Regions from separate parts of the Homo sapiens genome. Here region 2 is linked to region 1. A link is a loop called in an ENCODE intact Hi-C map of the cell type or tissue named here. Cell type or tissue: heart left ventricle. All regions are shown on one strand. Links, peaks and the distances in the headings refer to the core of each region. The heading gives the core; the rest is flanking DNA.

Region 1 (6,419 bases), core at 34-2,533:
TTAGAATGATGAAAGTTTCATTTGTAAAACTAGCTAGCTAAAGGCATTTTTCTCCAGTACCTTAGCACTTTACCAGGCAGGAAGCAGGCTTGCTTTCAAGAACTGAAAATGAACGGTCACAGGTGAATTTACAAAAACAAACAACAAAAAAAACCCAGTTTATTCATCTTTTAGTTCTTCCAAAATTGAAAATATCAAGTCCTACTGCTAAGGAGAAAAAACAAACAAACATAAAATCCGGGACCCCTCCCCCCTTCTTCTCTTAAAGTCACAGAGCACGGAAGGAACTGCAGTGGGACAGGTGGGTGCAGAGAACCAGAAGGGGAGGATGGCAAGATAAACTCCCCAAATACTTGAAAAGCTGTTCAACAGAAACTGTGATAAATACAGGACAATGCAAGACAAAGTTAAAATAAGGAGCAGCAGTGCCGAGAGGCTGTGTTGTAGATATGGCCTCCCTTCCTCTTCTCTTTTCTCATCAGGGTATTCTAGGCCCAAGGCATGACTTGTCCCTTCCAGATATAAATGTTGACTCCTTTGAGCCTTCCTCTACATTTCACTAGAAGCGGTACATGAGGCACAACCTGATATATCTTCCTTAGATATATGAGAAAAAAAAGAAGACAGTGGCAATTTTGCCTTCTATCATTGTACCATGTGTGCATTGTATGGAGAAAATAACCGAGCCAGGGAGTATCACTGCTTCTTATGTCTTCCAAGGCAGCAGATATACCTCAGAATCTGCACGAGGCAGGAAAGCAGGAAAACTCAGACGAAGGCACCAGCCCAATCTGCCTCACTGGCTCAAGCTGTATGGTTTATCACAACCATTAGCAAATTTCCGAGAACCTTGAGTATTGCAAAGATAAAACTTAGAGATGTGCGGAAGGTCATGGCAGTAGGGTAGGTTGGAGGATTGAATGTGCTGGTCAAGAACCATGATACGGGTAATTAAGGGTCACCTTGTACCACTGTCTTGGAAATACAGCTTTGAGACACCAAATAAGATGTCAGAAGCCATCAATGTCTTGGCAGAAGGTGACAGGAAGAGAGAAGAATGAAACAATATTTATTAACAGCGGGAGCCTCCTCCTGTCTTCAAGAACACCTCCTCCCTTGCCATCTGAATGGGGCCATTGGCACGTGTCCTGGTGGGCCTGGAATTCCCCGAGTAGATTGGTCCACACAAATGGCCCCCTAAACCCATAAACACAAATGGCAAAACTTCAAATGAAAACGAAAGGAAAAATACAGTTTCTATGTCATGTAAAATTTTCAGGGGTTGGCTGGAGGAAGAATGGAGCTCAGGGCCAAAGTTCAGAAGTTACTTCCTCTTTTTCTTGGGGGGTGCAGAGCTGTGTCTGGAACCACGGTTAGAGCCACGGCCCGAACTGTGCACAGATGCCTTCCTCTTCCGGCTCATACTTCGACTTTGTTCTTCTTCTTCCTCGTAACGACTTTCTCGGTCCGCTAAATAGAAGAGGCATTATTAGTTAGCAATAGGTAAGCTTTAGGTACCTAATATTACTGGATAGCATGAGATAGTACAGAGAATACACTTTGGAATCAGACCCAAGTTTTAATATTGGGCAAGTACTTTCTGAACCTTGGTTTATTTACAAAAGGGAGAATTATTTAAGGGTTAAATAAGGTAACCTATGAAAACTACCTATTCCCAATGCTTGGAACACAGCAGTTAATATTTATTTCCTTTTAAGCTTTAAAACGTTTGTTTGGGGTTTGGCTTCAGAGTAACTAGATTAGCATTATAAAGACATGCCTAACCTGGAAGAAGCCTAGAAAATTAAAGTATTATAGGATTTAGGTTTGGAAACTGAGTAGGCTAATTCTTGAGTATTACATGAATATGTGGCTATCATGGCTATAGGAAAGATGGGGGCTTGCGCAGATGAAAACAGCATCCAGTTTGGCAGAGCACTGCCCACTGGAGAGTATGGACACATTCCACACCTCATTTTCTCCTTCAGTCAATGAAGTTGTATCTGTGGCTCCAAAGCACTTTTATAGTGTTCTTTTGTTACTTTCATTACGCCATCAATACTAACACCTCAAAATATTGAAATGTGTTAGAAATTTGTGCGTAGACAAATGAATAAAAAACAACACATTTTTAAAAACCTTTTCGGGCTTCTTCCTCCAGTTCATCCCAATCCTTTCCACTCTCTTCTTCACTACCCAATGACTCCTTAGAATAGTCTGGAAGAAAATTAATTAAGCGTTAGTCATCATGCGGGAACAGAATGGAACGACAGAGTTCTTAGTCTAAAAAAAGTAGTTTTCAGAAATGACATTAGATTAGGAAGCCAGGACGAACTTTGCTCTGTAAGACTAACCTGACTCTTCTGCTTCTGATGAATAATCTTCATCACTGTCCTCCTCTTCCTCTTCATAGTCATCTTCTGAAGGATTAAAAGTCTCATCTTCAATTTCAGACTCTGAATCCCCTTCTTCAGCATCACTCCCCTGGTGAGTTAGAGCATAATACTGATTTTTTTTTGACATTTACCTTATTAACTTAATGAATTAATTCAGCCCACATAGTATACCAGTATTTACATGAAGAAAACAAGAGCAAAATAATCTGAGGGATCAAGAGATAAAATGACTTGTTTAAAATTAGTGGTCAGGTGCAATTATTATTTTACTATTATTATGTATTATTACATTTCTGAAAAATTCACGTTAGCCTTCCTCACCCAGGGAAATTAACAACAGAAAGACTTTCTGTATTTACGTATCACACAAACGTTAAGTGGATCATTTTTTAAAAAATAATTTTTGCAAAATGCCCTGAAGGATTTTTCCCTAAATGCTAAGAAACTCATTGAGGAAAAGTTTTTGTAATTTCCAAGAAATCTTGTCAGGAGTTAGTTACCACTGCCCAATCAATTTATCAATTTGAAGAAACAATAATATCAAGTGGTGTTTAGAGCTTCTCCCAGATGGCCTAGTCCCTTATGTACTACTCATATTCCATTCTAACTGACCAAATGATAGCGGGCAACACTGTGTACCAGAAAAGAAACCCCACACTCACGCACCTCACCCTCAGGCTCCAGGAAAGACCAGCCACCTTGTTCGAAGAAGCCCTCAGGGTCATCAACAATGGTCTTCATGATTTTAGTCCAGTTGAGGGACTGTACTCCTTCTGTGTATTTCAGGTCGCAGGAACTAAGAGAAATGACATGACAAAGTCAAATCAATCTTCTGTATTTTCCATATATTCTTTCTTCTTTTTTTGAGACAGAGTCTTGCTCTGTTGCCCAGGCTGGAGTGCAGTGGCACAATCTTCGCTCACTGCAACCTCTGCCTCCTAGGTTCAAGTGATTCTCCTGCCTCAGCCTCCCGAGTATCTGGGATTACAGGCGCATGCCACCATGCCTGGCTAATTTTTATATTTTTAGTAGAGACAGGGTTTTGCCATGTTGGTCAGGCTGGTCTAGAACTCCTGACTTCAGGTGAATAACCTGCCTCAGCCTCCCAAAGTGCTGGGATTACAGGTGTGAGCCACCGCGCCCTGCCTGGGAGCAGATATTCTTTGCACTATGCCACCAGATCATGTCCCAATGGCTGCTATTTGATCTCCTAGAGCACTAGCCCTCACAACAGACCAACATTCCAACTGAAACAAGCTTTCTCCTTCACCTGAGTCTGAGCTCATCCTCTCCCATTTTCTTCCTTAAACACCAATTTCCCTCTTCTTCACTTAGTCTTCTCTCCTATTCACCCATGCTTTTCCCTCTCTGTCACTGATTCCATTCTTATTTCTAAGTAGTCTTAACTCATAACCACTTCTGCGATTCTGTTTTTCACTATTGTAGTTAAGAAATAGGGACAATTTTCAGCCGGGTGCGGTGGCTCACGCCTGTAATCCCAGCACTTTGGGAGGCCAAGGCAGGCGGATCACGAGGTCAGGAGATCGAGACCATCTTGGCTAACACGGTGAAACCCCGTCCTACTAAAAATACAAAAAATTAGCCAGGCATGGTAGCACGCGCCTGTAGTCCCAGCTACTTGGGAGGCTGAAGCAGGAGAATCGCTTGAACCTGGGAGGTGGAGGTTGCAGTGAGCCGAGATCGTGCCACTGCACTCCAGCCTGGGCAACAGAGTGAGACTCTGTCTCAAAAAAATATATAATAATAATAAAAAAAAAAAAAAAAAAAAAAAGAAAGAAACAGGGACAATTTTCAATGGCCCTAGCCTTTCTTCTTCAACCTTTCACTGCTTTCCTATGTGTTGTTTATTTGATGCAAAATCTGTATGAAGGTAGGAACAAATTTTTTTTCCCAGTACCTAAAGTGCCCTGTATTTAGACAATGCTCAAATGACTTTCTCTTTCTCACTTCTGTTGAGGAGGGCTGAATCAGTTAAGAGTGGGTAAGAAGAAAAAAATCAAAGAAATGACAATAGTAAGGATAAAAACAAACAACCATAAAATCTGCCTGAGAACCACTGGCATAAATCCACTTTAGACAATATACACGGCAACTTCTGCTTCCAGCCATGATGGAGTAACAATGACTAGATTTACTTTCCCACCTTAAACAACTACAAAACAAAATATGAAACAACAGTTTTCAGACATTGGATAAAAAGCAGCACAAGACCATAATCCCTGAAAGAAGGAAACAACAAGGGTTAATTGAACATTTGCCCCAGTTTTCTGTCTAGAGGCAATTCCTAGCCTGCTATGCAGGGAGGGAGAATCCACCACAACCTGATGGTCTCCAGGAACTGAGACAAAGTAGGATTTGGGAAGGCTGGGACAGCTAGAATTTGTGGAGAAGAGTACAGGAAGGAAGAGTTTCCCAGAGAGAAAGCTCCAGAGATCTGCAGAGGGGTCCCCTCAAGTCTTTGGTGGAGGGATGATCTACACATTCATGAGAAAACTGGAACTGCATAAAGAAGCACTGGAAAGCAGTAGGACAGACAACTCCCAATCTCACACAGAACTAGAAATAAATCGTGTTCCAGTGGATTTATTTCCACCACCTTTCCACCAGCTTCAGCAGAGAGATCTCACAATCCACAGGGCATCAGGCAGACTCTGAAGAGTATTGCCTCGTAGTAAGGCCAATTACTTGGAAGTTTTTGAGTGAAACTTTTAAAGGCTGTTCTAAATCCACACTAATAGACATTTGAGAACAAGCCTTGAAAGATCAAACAGAATCCAACTAACTTGACTGCATCCTAGAATAACCTCATCTCTAGTAAAAAAAAATTAGCTGGGTGTGGTAGCACATGCCTGTAGTCCCAGCTACTTGGGATGCTGATGCAGGAAGGTTGCCTGAATCCAAGAGTTTGAGGCTGCAGTGAGCTGTGACTGCACCACTACACTTGAGCCTGGGCAACACAGTGAGACCCTGTCTCAAACAACCACCACCACCACCACTACAAAATATGTAGAAAATATAAAGATAATGGGTGAAGAGCAGAAAAGGATGCTTCAAAAGCTATTGTAAATATGCTCTACATTGACTGGGTGCAGTGGCTTGTGCCTGTAATCCTGGTACGTTGGGAGACCGACGTGGGAGGATCGCTTGAGCCCAGGAGTTTGAGACCAGCCTGGGCAACACTGAAAACAAAAAAGATCTTAGATTTTGATTTTCTTTGTGTTAAGTATGCACAAGCTATTGTTGGGAATTCAAGAAAAAGTGAACAGCTCCGTTATCTAATAGATCTCAAGTTTTCAAGTCCTGGTCTGTAACAACCAAAAGGCAGTCTCACTTTAAGTATATCAGTAGATTTTATGCACAACATACCACATTCAAATTCTATAAAACAGGGCTCATGGGCTAAATGGGAGACTGATGGCAGATTTACTTACTTCAACCATTCCTTGATGGGGTCAAGAGAGGCTACAGGAATGGCGTTGATCATGGTCACTTTCTTGCTGTAGTCCTTGTAGACGATTACCATATCAAAGTTCTTCAGGTGAAACTGGACCCGCTCAAAGTGGATCAGCTCTACCTCATCCAATGTCACCACAAAAGGTGGCTGTCAGGGAGAAACTGAATCATTAGCATATAAGTATTTCCCCCAAAGCAATAATATTTCAAATAACTTTCATGATCTAAATCACTACATAAAAGATAACTTAAGCTGTTTTTTGGTTTTTTTTTTGAAAGACTGAGGCAGTACAACATACTAAGAAGCCACAGAAAAAGGATCTGCAAGATACAAAAATCATCCCTCAAGGAGAATAAACTCAAGGAAACTATGTGAAGGAACCATTTAAAATAAACTATTTAAAAAGACATTATCTTAAAAAATAAAAAATAAAAAAAAGAGAGATAGGTTCTTGCTATGTTGCCCAGACTGGTCTTGAGTTCCTGGCCTCAAGTGTTCCTCCCACCTTGGCCTCTAATTGTGCTGGGATTACAGGTGTGAGCCATTAT
Region 2 (5,361 bases), core at 479-2,978, 52 kb after region 1:
TAGTTAGTCCCTAAGACAATGAATTCCTTTACCTGCAGGTCATTTTGTGGATTCCAGTCTGAATCAAAGATGATGCAGGTATCAGCAGCTGTAAGATTAATACCAAGTCCACCAGCCCGGGTACACAGTAAGAAGACAAAGCGGTCTGAGTCAGGCTTGCTGAAGCGGTCAATGGCAGCCTGTCGAAGGTTGCCTCTAACTCGCCCATCAATACGTTCATATAAGTACCTGTATGGGAATCGCAGAAAAAAAATGTAAGTGGCTAAGCAGAAGTGGAGACCAAAACAGCAGGCTAGGATCAATACCAGTACTCCCATATCAAAGCTGGTCAAAAACCCAAGTTGAGAGTGAGAATCTTAAAAACTTCTCTTATTGCAATTGGTGAACTCTAATTAAATCCAGGCCCTCCTACTTTTTGCTGCTTTATGAGGACAGAGTAACCACAGGCTAGGATGACTCTTTTCTTACCTCCTCTGGATTAAATAATCCTCTAGGATGTCTAGGCAGCGCACCATCTGAGAGAAGATCAGAACTTTATGGCCACCAGCTTTAAGCTTTGGAAGCAACTTGTCAATAAGAACCAGTTTGCCGGCTGAACGAACCATGGCCTGCAGGTGAAAGTCATGAGGTATAATATGGCAAGCTTCACGGAATTCTGTTAGGATTTTTTCTTCAGCACCTGCCAAAAGAAAAATCAAATTATGTTGAGATCCAGTGAACCATATTAAGGTTGTAGTCTATTTAACTAAGAAAGCAAAAGGAAAAAAATGTAATTTGACTTAAGACCAACATTTCTCACACACAGAATTTCAGCACAAAAAAGTCTTAAATCGGCTGGGTACGGTGGCTCATGCCTGTAATCCCAACACTTTGGGAGGCCGAGGCAGGTGGATCACTTGAGGTCAGGAGTTCGAGACCAGTCTGGCCAACATGGTGAAACCCCGTCTCTACTAACAATACAAAAATTAGCCAGGTGTGGTGGCGGAGGCCTGTAGTTCCAGCTACTCAGGAGGCTGAGGCAGGAGAATCGCTTGAATTCGGGAGGTGGTGGTTGCAGTGAGCTGAGATTGCGCCACTGCACTCCAGCCTGGGTGACAGAGCGAGACTCCACCTTAAAAAAAAAAAAAAATCAGCCGGGTTCAGTGGTTCACGCCTGTAATCCCAGCACTTTGGGAGACCGAAGCGGGCAGATCACCTGAGGTCAGAAGTTCGAGACCAGCCTGCCCCATGTGGCGAAACCCTGTCTCTACTAAAAATACAAAAAATTAGCTGGGTGTGGTAGCAGGCGCCTGTAATCCCAGCTACTTGGGAGGCTGAGGCAGGAGAATTGCTTGAACCTGGGAGGCAGAGTTGCAGTGAGCCGAGATTGCACCACTGTACTCCAGCCTGGGCGACAATAGTGAAACTCCATCTTAAAAAAAAAAAAAAAAAAAAAACTTAAATCATCCTCAGATGTGTCATACAAAATACACTAAGTAAGGCAGGCCTATGATAACTGGGTTAAAAAAAGATGTAAATATGTGGACAAGGACTAAGATGGAACACACTATCAGCACCCAAAAGAGACAGAAACAGCAAAATGGAGTGTCGATGAGGACATTTATCCAAGGAACAGAGTAACCTAAGAGTGTTTTTTCTGAGACAGGGCTAGCTTCAAACTCATGGGCTCAACCGATCTTCCTGCCTCAGCCTCCTAAGTAGCTGGGACTACAGGTACATGCCACTGTGTGGCTAATCTGAGTTCTTCTTCATGCAATTCTAAACAGCAAATCCTATTTAATCTTGGAGATTATGTAGGATCAAAGGGGTAGAAAGAACTACAGAAAAACATTCCAAATAAGAATTGTTTTTATTTACTTTATTTGGAGACAGGGTCTCACTCTGTCACCCAGGCTGGAGTGCAGTGGTGTGATCTCGGCTCACTGCAACCTCTGCCTTCTGGGTTCAAGCAATCCTCCAAGCTCAGTCTCCAAAGTAGCTAGAACCACAGATGCCTGCCATCACACCTGGCTAATTTTTGTATTTTTTGTAGAGGTGGGATTTCATCATGTTGCCCAGGCTTAGAGTCTCTTTTTTAAAAGGAGAACCATTTCCCTCCCATTCCTCAGTCCGCACCCCAAATTAGGTTGGTTGAGTCAATGCATCCATTGTCCCCAAGGAGAATCATCCGGAAAGTAAACACAGGTACTACAGAAGTTCAGGTATATACCAAGCATTCCCTCACCATTGATGAGATATGGGTGGTTGCAGCACTTGCGCAACTCCATCATTGTGTTAAGTAGATTAGGCATGTTGGTATGACCTGCCCCTTTGGAAAGGAAGGAGAAATTCTTCTCCAAAATAGCCCGATAGTATTTCTTCTGGATATTAGTCAGCTCTACTTCAATAATTGTTTCCTGTTTGGGTGCCAAGTTTTTTTCAACATCCTCTTTGAGTCTTCTCAGCATCATTGGCTTAAGAATGGCCTGTAGCTTTTGAACCTGTGGTCCATTACAGAGAGAAAAATAAATCAATAAGATGAGGGCGAACATTCTCACATTATGTAGAAACATGGAAAAATTAGAGTTTTCCACTATCTAAGAAATGTATACTTTGGATGATGCCACAAATGATGTAGGCACAAGGTTATAAGGAGTTCAGAAAGGCCCTTGAGATACCCATGACAACAGATGTCTGCCTTGTACAAACTTCACCTTCTTTGTCCTGAGTTAGTACCTCATCAGATAGATTTCCTACCTGTTCCTCTGTCTTGAGATCCCCAAAGTCCTTGAGAAACTCTGATTCTGAGGGAAATTGTGACGGTTCCAAGAAATGAAGCAAGCTAAACAGTTCTTCTACAGTATTTTGCAATGGTGTTCCTGTGAGTAGCACCTTGTGTTCCTAGAAATGGAGGAAACAAAAGAATAAAATTTAAAAACATGAAGGACTTCTGGGGTTTCCTATCAAGTATATAATCTTTAACATATATAACCTTTAATTTCTTTATCTATAAAATGATGAGAATGGACCAGTGATCTGGTCCATTAATTTTTCTTCCATTTGTCCCCTCTTTCGATAAACACAAAGCATTCAAGAAATCCCTCTGACATTAATGTATTGAAATAACATAAATATTATAAGCAAATTAAAAAACAGTAATTCTGATTATGTTTATTCCAATTACACATGTCTCTCCATATTCAACTCCCCACAGATATCCTAAAATCTGCTGTCCTCTATGGAATGTAACTGAGCTGGATTAAATATGGTCATTAATTTGCTGCTGTTCCTCCTAACAAGGTTCACCCCTAGGCTTGCCTTATTACTTGCAAGAACAAGAATGTAGCAAAAGTGACACTGTGTGAGTTTCAGAGCCTATCTCAAAGGTTACTGTTTCTACTTTTGCCCTCTTGGAATACTGCCCTGAGACTACCACACAAAGCAGCCCAATCTGGCCTATGGAGGATGAGAGGCCATGTGGAACCCAGGTGCTCCAGATAAAAACCAGCATCAACTGCCAGCTGCAGCAATACTGACTCCAGGCAAGATCATCATAAGAACCAACTAGCTGAACTCAGCCTAAGTGGTTGAGCTAGAAGATCATGAAAAATATAGTTGTTGTAGGACATTAAGTTTTGGAGTATTTTGTTATGCAGTAATAATAGGTAACCAATATAGTTTCCCACCTCCTCTTCTGGTTATCACTAAACTTCCCAATTCTAAAATGTATGACTTTTACACGACTTTCAGGTTACCATTCCCATAGGTCATCCCCACTGTTCAATACCACGATTCAGACTTTTCTTCTCTGCTAAACTAGGGTTATTTTAATACCGCAAGGAATTACGGTTTATTCCAGGTGTTTCTGCTCACAAGTCAGTGTGGAACTCACCAGGTCCATGTGCTTGAGACTATCAAGCAGCTTGCAATTACGGTTTTTCAGTCGATGGGCTTCATCAATGATAACACAACGCCATTCAATTTCACGAAGCTCAGGACAATCTGACAAAATCATCTCAAAAGTGGTGATCAGAGCGTCAAACTTGTATGCGCCTGGGATGAGGCGTCCCTAAGCATGAAGGCAGTAAAGTCAGAAAAAACCAAAAATGTACCTAAATGAGGAGCTTTTCTGAATTACTTGCCTATATTAAGGCATGTTTAATAGGCAATACAAACTGCACCACCACCCACCTCCACCGCTGTTTATCTTCCTGAAAAATAGTGCCATATCACTGAATGTAAGATACATTGCTTCCTCAACATATTCAGCTTCTTGGGAAAATGACAGACTCACTGAATGAGAGGCTAGACATTTTTTACTCTGCTGTATGCCTAGCTCATGTATCTCTGCCCCAGATCTTTTGTTGATTAACAATGAAATCCACAACTGCTGGACAATGCTGAACCATACAAGATAATAAAAATGAAAATAGCTAATACAGAACATAATATTGGCTGATGTCTAAAAATTGACAAAAGAATGAAATCATTTTAACAAAATTAAAAGCTGCAAAATATGATGAAAAGATGTGATTTGGTAGAAATAAAAAAAAGAAAACTAATAGAGAAACAATAAAATTCATGTTAATACACGATGGATAATTCCAATTTTGTTTTCAAATTTACATGGAAAAAGGAACTGATCCTTTTTTTTTCTTTTTTTGAGACACAGTCTCACTCTGTCACCCAGGATGGAGTGCAGTGTGACGATCTCGGCTCACTGCAGCCTTCGCCTCCTGGTTTCAAGCGATTCTCCTGCCTCAGCCTCCTGAATAGCTGGGATTACAGGTGCCCACCACCACACCTGGCTAATTTTTATATCTTTAGTAGAGATGGGGTTTCACCATGTTGGCCAGGCTGGTCTAGAACTCCCGGCCTCAGGTAATAAGCCCACCTCGGCCTCCCAAAGTGCTAGGATTACAGGCATGAGCCACCACGCCCGACCATTTAGAAAAAGAAACTGATCTTGATGAAAATTTCCGTAGACTAAAAAGAGGAAAAGAAATAAGCTCACCACCGCATGGATTAAGTGGCTAAAGGAATTTAATTTTTGTAAAATACTGTGATTAAAATTCATTGATGCTGACAAAATTCTACTTAAAATGTGTATGTTCATAAATAAAATCAGAACTTCTACCAGATCAAATGTCTACTAGGTAAAAAAAATAGCAAAGTCAAAAAAATGCCCTGCACACTGCTATACAAAAATGCCTTAAACCATAGGCATTTTTGCATAGGCATATTGAAGACTTTCAATAAAAGTCTTCTATTCATATATAGCCCTTAAAATACCAGGTACCTTGGCCGACTTTCTCTAACTCATAGTATTCCCAAGACATGCAACTCACCCGTGAATCTTTGCAGTACATTTCATACTGTTGA

The links. Peaks named below come from ENCODE experiments on the same cell type or tissue, not always from the same donor. Only the 100,000 strongest peaks of a DNase experiment are listed, where the experiment ranks them.
Region 2: a loop joins it to region 1, with 2.3 times the contacts of the local background. A loop is called at or near these places in 34 of 110 quality-filtered maps.

Annotation. Positions count from the first base shown.
Region 1 is chr14:21,351,349-21,357,767 of GRCh38, forward strand. SUPT16H (SPT16 homolog, facilitates chromatin remodeling subunit) reads right to left here. Exons shown (of 26, transcript NM_007192.4): 22 at 5,849-6,018; 23 at 3,063-3,192; 24 at 2,355-2,484; 25 at 2,140-2,217; 26 at 128-1,470. The coding sequence ends at 1,325. Among named protein-coding and RNA genes, the nearest start is that of SUPT16H, 29 kb to the right of the region's middle. RefSeq lists an enhancer at 636-1,835. In heart left ventricle, for the core only: no CTCF peak of the experiment used is centred there; a DNase peak (open chromatin) is centred at 1,370.
Region 2 is chr14:21,402,985-21,408,345 of GRCh38, forward strand. CHD8 (chromodomain helicase DNA binding protein 8) reads right to left here. Exons shown (of 38, transcript NM_001170629.2): 13 at 5,328-5,361; 14 at 3,872-4,048; 15 at 2,737-2,880; 16 at 2,225-2,480; 17 at 469-679; 18 at 33-228. Among named protein-coding and RNA genes, the nearest start is that of SNORD8, 8.3 kb to the left of the region's middle. In heart left ventricle, for the core only: no CTCF peak of the experiment used is centred there; no DNase peak of the experiment used is centred there.